3 separate regions of the Homo sapiens genome follow, and regions 1 and 2 are each linked to region 3. Evidence: chromatin contacts called from ENCODE Hi-C or POLR2A ChIA-PET data. All regions are on one chromosome and are shown on one strand. Each heading gives the region's core, a stretch centred on a gene start or an enhancer-like site at or near the end of the contact. The rest is flanking DNA. Distances are from core to core; before and after follow the strand shown.

The links. Hi-C counts contacts between places; a loop is a spot of excess contacts on that map. ChIA-PET counts read pairs that join two places held with the same protein, here RNA polymerase II (POLR2A). Pooled maps may share reads with other maps.
Region 1: a loop to region 3 is called in a pooled map, with 5 times the contacts of the local background. The contact joins the enhancer-like site here to the promoter of SOS2 in region 3. A Hi-C loop is called at or near these places in 9 of 50 pooled maps. POLR2A ChIA-PET finds 5 or more read pairs at or near these places in 4 of 52 experiments (T-cell, WTC11 and activated naive CD4-positive, alpha-beta T cell).
Region 2: a loop to region 3 is called in a pooled map, with 4 times the contacts of the local background. The contact joins the enhancer-like site here to the promoter of SOS2 in region 3. A Hi-C loop is called at or near these places in 2 of 50 pooled maps. POLR2A ChIA-PET finds 5 or more read pairs at or near these places in 4 of 52 experiments (BJ, T-cell, WTC11 and 1 more).

What each region holds. Positions count from the first base shown.
Region 1 is chr14:50,725,030-50,727,729 of GRCh38, forward strand. NIN (ninein) reads right to left here. Exons shown (of 31, transcript NM_020921.4): 30 at 924-1,037. Among named protein-coding and RNA genes, the nearest start is that of SAV1, 58 kb to the left of the region's middle. Within about 2 kb of position 1,427, at least 4 of the 41 ENCODE cell types and tissues checked have a DNase peak (open chromatin) inside an H3K27ac peak, as active enhancers do.
Region 2 is chr14:49,929,290-49,931,989 of GRCh38, forward strand. The region is part of intron 4 of LOC100506446 (a long non-coding RNA gene); the gene reads right to left. Among named protein-coding and RNA genes, the nearest start is that of MIR6076, 36 kb to the right of the region's middle. RefSeq lists enhancers at 992-1,041, 2,625-2,700. Within about 2 kb of position 1,300, at least 3 of the 41 ENCODE cell types and tissues checked have a DNase peak (open chromatin) inside an H3K27ac peak, as active enhancers do.
Region 3 is chr14:50,230,133-50,232,832 of GRCh38, forward strand. SOS2 (SOS Ras/Rho guanine nucleotide exchange factor 2) reads right to left here and starts at 1,446. Exons shown (of 23, transcript NM_006939.4): 1 at 1,065-1,446. The coding sequence starts at 1,151. RefSeq lists a silencer at 1,038-2,117 and an enhancer at 2,268-2,357.

The DNA.
Region 1 (2,700 bases), core at 177-2,676, 490 kb after region 3:
AGGACCTGGCCCACAGTAACTATGTGTTGAATGCTTGAATATGTAAAGAACTGAATGGATAAATGCTCACTGAATGGGACTTTTTCTTCCCTGTGTATTAAGAAACAGGACAACCAAAAGTTGCTGTCTACAGCTGAATTCAGACCCTCTCTTGGGGTTGTTATTCTTAGCTTTTAAGTATCTAAAGAACTAGGTTGGGCATTTTCTGCCCCCCACCCCACATGTTCATCTCAGTTTCCAGAGAGGCTATAACACTCTCCCAGAGGGTAGTACTTTCTGCTTGTCTCTTCAGTGGATGCGCAACTAATTTCTAAACACCAAGGCCACATCTGCCACCAGCAGGTGAAAAGGAGCAGGCTGTTTAAGTGGTCCTGGAATCTGGGGTCTAGATTCTAACTCAAAGTACATCTTTTTGGAGTCTAGCTGTAGCAATAAGATACTTGTTGAGGTTTTCATAAGCTGTTGGGAACAGGAAAGCTAAAGTTCCATTTATTATCCCCCTATTTTTTTAACCAATATCATTTTTCAATTTAAATAGGAATATTTCCTGTCTTGGGCAGAGAAAAATCTGTTGATTCACAGGGACCTAAAGCATGTGAATGGACATGCTTTAGGTCTATGTGAATCAATAGATTTTTTTTGATCTTTAAAATCTTAGGTCCATGTAAATCATGTTAGCAAAGATTTACACTTTTAAATTGTGGACAAACATGCCTTAAACAGAGCTTTGGAAAAAATACAGAGTTCGTATTTTTTGGGGTGATATGAGGGATAGCAAATCCTAAGTTCTTACAGACATTTATAATAGAATTTGCCTTTATTAGACAACATAAGTTAACGAGTTAATGGCAATAAAGGGATGTAAAACTGGAGTTAAAGCTGGAATGTGAGGTGGGTGAACAGAGATGACCGGGTAGGCTCACTTGTTCTTTGAGCTGATTCACTTTCTCTTGAAGAAGCCTTTTCACTAGTTTCAGTTTCTGTTCAACTTCTATCATTCGTTCCTCCATGACAGTTACCAGTTGTTCCTGGTTTCCCTGAAGGGAAGAAAAGTATATTATTCGAAAATCATGTCACACTGAAAACACTGGTTTATTTTCCCCACAAGATGCCTAGAGAAAGGACAGCAAATGTTTTGCCTTTGTAACAGGAAGGATGGATTTCTCATGAAATGAGAGTTTTGAGCCCTGCATGGATTGCATATGTCAGAAAAGTAACCCTATCAGATAAAGGATCAGACTGAAAAATCAAAAGAATCTTACCTGTGTTACCATCATCCCCCTGATATAAAGCAAAATTCTGAAAACCCATAATTTAATACCTGTGAGTACCTCTAGTAAAATGGACATCCAAGGTAACTTGGAAGATCGCTATCAACCTCCCATCTGTGATCTGGGTCTCTGCAATGTTATGGGCCTCTCAACAACAAAACAAGCACTGAATATATTCAGGGTTTCCTAACATAACCAATCAGCTTGCAATATGCATGTCTGTTTTTCCTTTGAAGTGGCTGATGACTGTGAGGGTGGTAAGTTTCTTTCTTCATAATAGCCTCTTCCTGCCAATTTTTCTAGTCATCTGTTTCCCACTTGTAAATGTGAAGCACACATCTGGATTGGAGGATGGGTTTACTATCAGAGCAGATTGAAAATGAAAAATCTCCTGTTCTCACACAACGGTGATGGGTTAAGGAGTAAGTGAGTTTTGGAGAGGAGAGAGACCTAGAGAGATTAGAATGCAATTGACTTATTAGAATGCAACCCCCATCCCTCTGCAGTCCACCAAAATGTCCCCATAAGGAATTTCAGATTTCATAAAGGTATTAACAGCTGATGGTAGTTAAGATATACTTTAAAAGACATGCAGAATGACTAAACATGAGTCAAAGGCTACCATCTGTTTAGATACTAAGTAGTAACACTTAATCATAAAAGAAACCCTAAATCATGTAGTAACTATCCGGAGGATAAAAATTGTAATAGGCAAAGGTCTAATGCAGGAAGTAAGTTACAAAAAATTGGGCCTGGAGGACATCTAGCTTTTAAAAAGGCCTATATTTAAAAAAAAATAATAGCTTTTTAAAGTTCAAACATAAATACAAAATGATGTCTATTTGCCCAACAAAGCAAAACAAAAAAAAAGATAATTCAAAGAACATAGAGTTGGCAAAAGAGTGGAAAAACAGGAAAAACAAAGGCAGTCATATACTTAAAATTTATTTTATTGTTTCATCAAAAATTTCCTGTCAAAAAGATTTGTACATCTTATACAAAACAGTATAAATACCCCTGGTTTTCTTCAAATTCCATATATAAAAGTAGTACCTTTGGTTAAAAATAGTTACAACATATGGAATGAGAAAATATATAGACTACATCCTTTCAAGAATCTTAAATCCACACTCTTTAAAGGGTATAAATAAAATGATTTGTAACAAGCTGATGTTTGTGAATTTGATTCACAAGATCTGTCATTTCTACATAAATAAATAAGAGACATAATACTGCAAAGGTTTAACAGTAAAAATAATAAAATAATTTAAAAGAGCACTTAATTCCAACATATCTTAGCTTATGTCTCTGTGTGTGGTGTGTGTGCATGGGTGGGTGTGTGCATCTGTCTGCCATGGTAAGAAATGCCATCAATAGCAGCCCAGTTTTCACAGGTGCCCAATCCTTCTGTAGGAATCTGCGTGCACTG
Region 2 (2,700 bases), core at 50-2,549, 300 kb before region 3:
TTTAATTGACAAATAAATACTGTATATATTCAAAGTGTACAACACGATGATTTGGTTTGCATACACATTGTGTAATGATTTTATTTTTTCTTTTTCATTCACTTATTTCCTGAACTCCGGCAGCTTACGTTTTACCTCCTTTGGTCATCTCACCTTCTCTTCTTCAAGATATTACTTCTGTTTTATGATTGTTTTGTGGAAACAATTGCTTCATTACATTTTTTAAAAAATTTACAGCAAGAGACCGGGTGTGGTGGCTCACGCCTGTAATCCCAGCACTTTGGGAGGCTGAGGAGGGCGGATCACCTGAGGTCAGGAGTTCGAGACCAGCCTGACCAACATGATGAAACCCCGTTGCTACTAAAAATACAAAAATTAGCTGTGGCACATGCCTGTAATCCCAGCTACTTGGGAGGCTGAGGCAGGAGAATTGCTTGGACCTGAGAGGCAGAGGTTGCAGTGAGCTGAGATTGTGCCATTGCACTTCAGCCTGGGGAACATGAGCGAGACTCCATCTCAAAAAAAAAAAAAAAATTTGCAGCAAAATGTTCAAAATTTTAATCTGCTCTGAGGTAATGTTTTCTTTTCTTTTTTCTTTTTTTTTTTTTTGAGACGCAGTCTCATTCTGTCACCCAGGCTGGTGTGTTGTGGCATGATCTCGGGTTACTGCAACCTCTGCCTCCTGGGCTCAAGTGATTCTCGTGCCTTAGCCTCCCAAGTAGCTGGGTGTGCCACCACACCCGCTAATTTTTCTATTTTTAGTAGAGACAGGGTTTCATCATGTTGCTCAGGCTGGTCTCGAACTCCTAACCTCAGGTGATCCCCCTTCCTCACCCTCCCAAAGTGCTGGGATTACAGGCGTGAGCCACTGAGCCTGGCCTGAGGTAATGTTTTCATGGTGATTATTCATCAGCATTTGTTTTTCTGTTTCTTTTTCATTTCCTTTTTTTTTTTTTGAAGCAGAGTCTCGCTCTGTCACCCAGGCTGGAGTGCAGTGGCACCATCTCAGCTCACTGCAATCTCCACCTCCCAGGTTCAAGTGATTCTCCTGCCTCAGCCTCCCAAGCAGCTGGGATTACTGGCACGCACCACCGTGCCCAGCTACTTTTTGTATTTTTAGTAGAGACAGGGTTTCGCCATGTTGGTCAGGCTGGTCTTGAACTCCTGACCTCAGGTGATCTGCCCACCTTGGCCTCTCAATGTGCTGGGATTACAGGCGCGAGCCACTGCACCCGGCCTAATTTTTGTTTTTTTAGTAGAGACAAGGTTTCACCATGTTGACCAGACTGGTCAACCACTCAAACTCCTGACCTCAAGTGATCTGCCCGCCTTGGCCTCCCAAAGTGCTGGGATTACAGGCATGAGCCACAGCGCTCAGCCTCTTTTTCATTTTCTTCCTTAAATCTTTTTTGGTTCTTTTTTGACTGTTCATCTTTGAATGAAGTGAATTTTCTTAGCTCAACTATTTACAGGAGATTTGTGTTGTGAAGGGGTCAGGGACATCTTCTGTATCAGTGGGAATTTTTCTTTTGATCCAGGGTTTTGCATATGAGATACTTTAGCCTTTTCTTCTTCGCAGGCAATGAAGACAGGCAGCTGCACAGCTGTGCACAGTGGGATCTCTTCTCACTTCTCATGAACATGTGGCTTCCTGTGAATATGACTTGTGTGTGGAGTTCTAATTTAGTCCCAATTTCTCTGCTACTCAAAATCAAAATGGGTCCAGAGAAACTGGTGCTACCAGCCTACCCACCTGTGTTAGTCAGTTGGAACTGCCGTAACAAAATACAACAAACTCAGTGGCTTAAAACATCAGGAATTTATTTTCTCACAGTTCTGAAGGCTAGAAGTGTGAAATCAAGGGGTCTGAGGGTTGGTCCTTCTTGAGGCTCTGAAGGAGAGTGTGCTCCATGCCTCTCTCCTCGCTGCTGGTGGTAGCCCTGGCATTCCTTGGTTTGTAGACGCATCACTACAATCTCTGTCTCCGTCTTTGAATGCTGGTCTCCTTTCTATGTCCGTGTCTACATTTTCCTCTTTTTTTTTTTTTGGAGACAGGGTCTTACTCTGTCACCCAGGCTGGAGTGCAGTGGCACAATCTCGGCTCACTGCAACCTCCACCTCCTGGGTTCAAGTGATTCTCCAGCCTCCGCCTCCCAAGTAGCTGGGATTACAGGTGTGCACCACCATGCCAGGCTAATTTTTTTGTATTTTTAGTAGAGATGGGGTTTCACAATGTTGGCCAGGCTGGTCTTGAACTCCTGACCTCAAATGATCCGCCTGCCTTGGCCTCCCAAAGTGCTGGGATTGCAGGTGTGAGCCACTGAACCCTGCCATTTTCCTCTTCTTATAAGGACACCAGTCGTTGTATTAGGACCCATCCTAATCTAGTATAACCTCACCCTAAGGATTACATCTACAGAGACCCTATTTCCAAATATGGTCACATTCACAGGTACCAGGGGTTAGGACTTTCACATATCTTCTGGGTGGGGGGTCACAAATCCATAACACTGCCTTCTTCCCATTGTTGCACAAATGGGGCTATTACTTTTTTTTTTTTTAACTTCAGTATACACATCTCACTGGGTGAGCTATTAAGCTCTTACTGAGCTCTTCTGGGGCCCACTCTCGGCCTCCTGTTGTGCCTTTCCTCACAAGCCTTTGCTTTTGGTACCCCTTACACTTATTTTACAGTTATTT
Region 3 (2,700 bases), core at 196-2,695:
ATCGCATGAGGAAAATGTCTTTAACTTTAAAATACACTACTTCCTTTCATTTATAGAAATTTAATGTCTGAGGATATATTTTCCAAGTATAGTCTTTTAAATTAATCTTTATTTTTTCCTTATTTTAGAATGTATTCTTGGTTATTTTGCACAAAAGGCAGAAGAGACTAAGTCTGCATTAACGGCAAAGAAAGAAAGCCCCTGCTCAACAGGCATGACAGCTGATCACGCACCTATTCACAGTCTTTAAATGTCTTGATCTTACAGAAGGATTTATTATAAAAATGATCGTATGGTTACTACCTAAATTCACAGAGGAAGACCGCCACCATCTACAGGAAAGATGCACCCTAGCAATGCACCCAAACATGAAAGACTGATTTGCAGGAGTTGCCCCTTTCTTGTTCCTTAAAATGATTTCAAGTCCTAAATCGCAATTTGGTCGTGAAGACACTGAAGACACTGACCAAATTTTCTAAGGGTAATCTCTTGTAAACAGGTAAGACACCGTTTGCAGGAAGTGGGAAGGCGCTTTAAATTTACCTTGAGAACTGTAAAATGAATAAGAATATTATGACTCACTGACATTTCACACATGTGAAACATCCATATTACAAAAAACCATTGCCTCATAAGTGGATACCCTTGACAAGCAAACCGCCTAGGGGGAACACTCCCAAAGAACTTAATTAAAAGTAATTACCCGGCCTGAAAATGTGCTTTTGTTTTAGAAACTGTCTAAATACCAGCGGGACTTTCTCTTGCCCGATTCCAGCCTGAGGACAACAAATTGGTCAACGGCGGAAGTTGCCTGACGAAATGACTGCAACATGAAATCCAGTTTTATGATCATAACAAAACCTTCCTTCCGGGACCAGGCAAAAAAAAAAAACTTGAGAAACGTCCTTCAGAATGCAACAGGCAATTGTGAGCCCCCCATTGCCAGCCAACGAGAAACGGCTCGGCCCCGGGGACTCGAGCCCTGTGGGAGGGACGACCTGCTCCCCGTTAGAAGCTCGGGGGGCCACGGGCCACCCGCCGGCCGCCCCGCCCCTAGCACTGACCTTCCGCAGGGCCGAGACCAACAGTCCCCGCCATTTCGGACTGTTCTCCTCGCTGAAGAACTCGTAAGGCTGCGGCGCCTGCTGCATGGCCCCGGCGACAGCGCCTCCGCATCGGGGGCAGCCCGCGGGCCGGGCCGGTGGCCTGACAGGCAGGGCGCGGGCCGCCTCGCCTCGCCGGCGGCCGCCGCCTCCCGCCCGGGCCGAGGCTACGGCCGAGGCGGCTCGGAGGCGGCGCCGGCGGGCTGGCGGAGACCCCGGGGTCGGCTTCCTCCGCCGAGGCGGCCCTCGCCTCCCGCAGCGCCCGCAGAGGAAGCGCGGCGACCCGCAAGCCCGGGCGACCCCGGGCGGCGACCTCCTTTCCCGGCGGCGCTGGCCCGCTTCTGGGGCGGCTCCTCCTCCTTTGTCTGGGTTCGCGGCCCGTCAGGGGTACAGCTGGCCCAGCCCCGCCCCGACTCCCGCTACGGCCGCGGCGGGCGGTGAGCAGCGGCGGCGGCGGCGGCGGCTGCTCGTCTCCTCATCGCCTCCTCCCCGCCCTCCCAGCCGACAGCGCCGCCCGGCCCTGCCCACTCGAGTCACCTCCACAGAGCTCTGGGGACCGACCCGGAGTGCGCGTCGGGCGAGCGAGCCTCGCTATGGCGCGCACAGCGCTGGCCGCCGTTGCTGCCCCTTTAGCAGCAGCGCAGAGTGCCTTGGGGTCGCCGCTGAGCCCTGAGTCCCAGCAGCCGAGGCTCGGCCCGCCCCCTCGGCCCGGCGCTCATTATCCCGAATAGCCCAAGAGGCCTAACACGGAGCATGCGCGCCGCGGAGCAGGCACAGGCGCCAGCCCGGCGCGGGGGTGCGGGGCCTGGGGCCCCGGGGGAGTCCGCTTTTCCCGAGACTGTGCTGGGGGCCGCTCCAGACTCTTCAGTTTGACTGCTTTTTACCCATATGCTCCCTCCTCTCGACCTGCTTAAGACAATCCGGACTCGGTGCCACTCTTGTAGCGCTGGAGCCCCAGGACTACCGTCGTGGGAGGCTGCATAGGGACGTGGAGAGAAAGGGGCATTCGGGCTGGACAGGATATTTAACGTATTTGTGCTCTACGTGGCTTGTTTTCATGAGTACCGTATGTTTACACAAAGTAGGTACTATATATAATATATCGTTAGGAGATACAGTAACTATTTCTTAGGGTGATGGTGTGGGGACCGAGAGATGAGGCGTGGAAAGCCCTTAGCCTGGTGGTAGGGTCAGAAGGGGCAGATGACAGTGACGTTGATCAAGCTTGAATTGAAAGGTCCTTCACTTGCACGGGCCCCTGTGCGTTCACAAAATCATATCGTTTTTACAAAACTTTCAAGATATTTTCGAATTGTTTTCTTAATCGTGTCATCCAAATTGTGTAGGCTTCAGGTCCTACAAAACCTGGATCGGCGTCTAGGAAACACTCATTAGCAACCCAGAAAAGATCCTGACAAGCTTTTCAATCCAAAGAGGCATAGGCTCTGGTAACTCATTACCACAAATTTCATCCCACTAAAGAGGCTGAGCACATTACTTTTAACAGGTTGTAAAGAAGATATTTTACTCCCTGTCCCTAGCCACCAGCAGTGAGAAAGGGAAAAGACGAACAGGGTACAAAAAATAAGTCAGTACT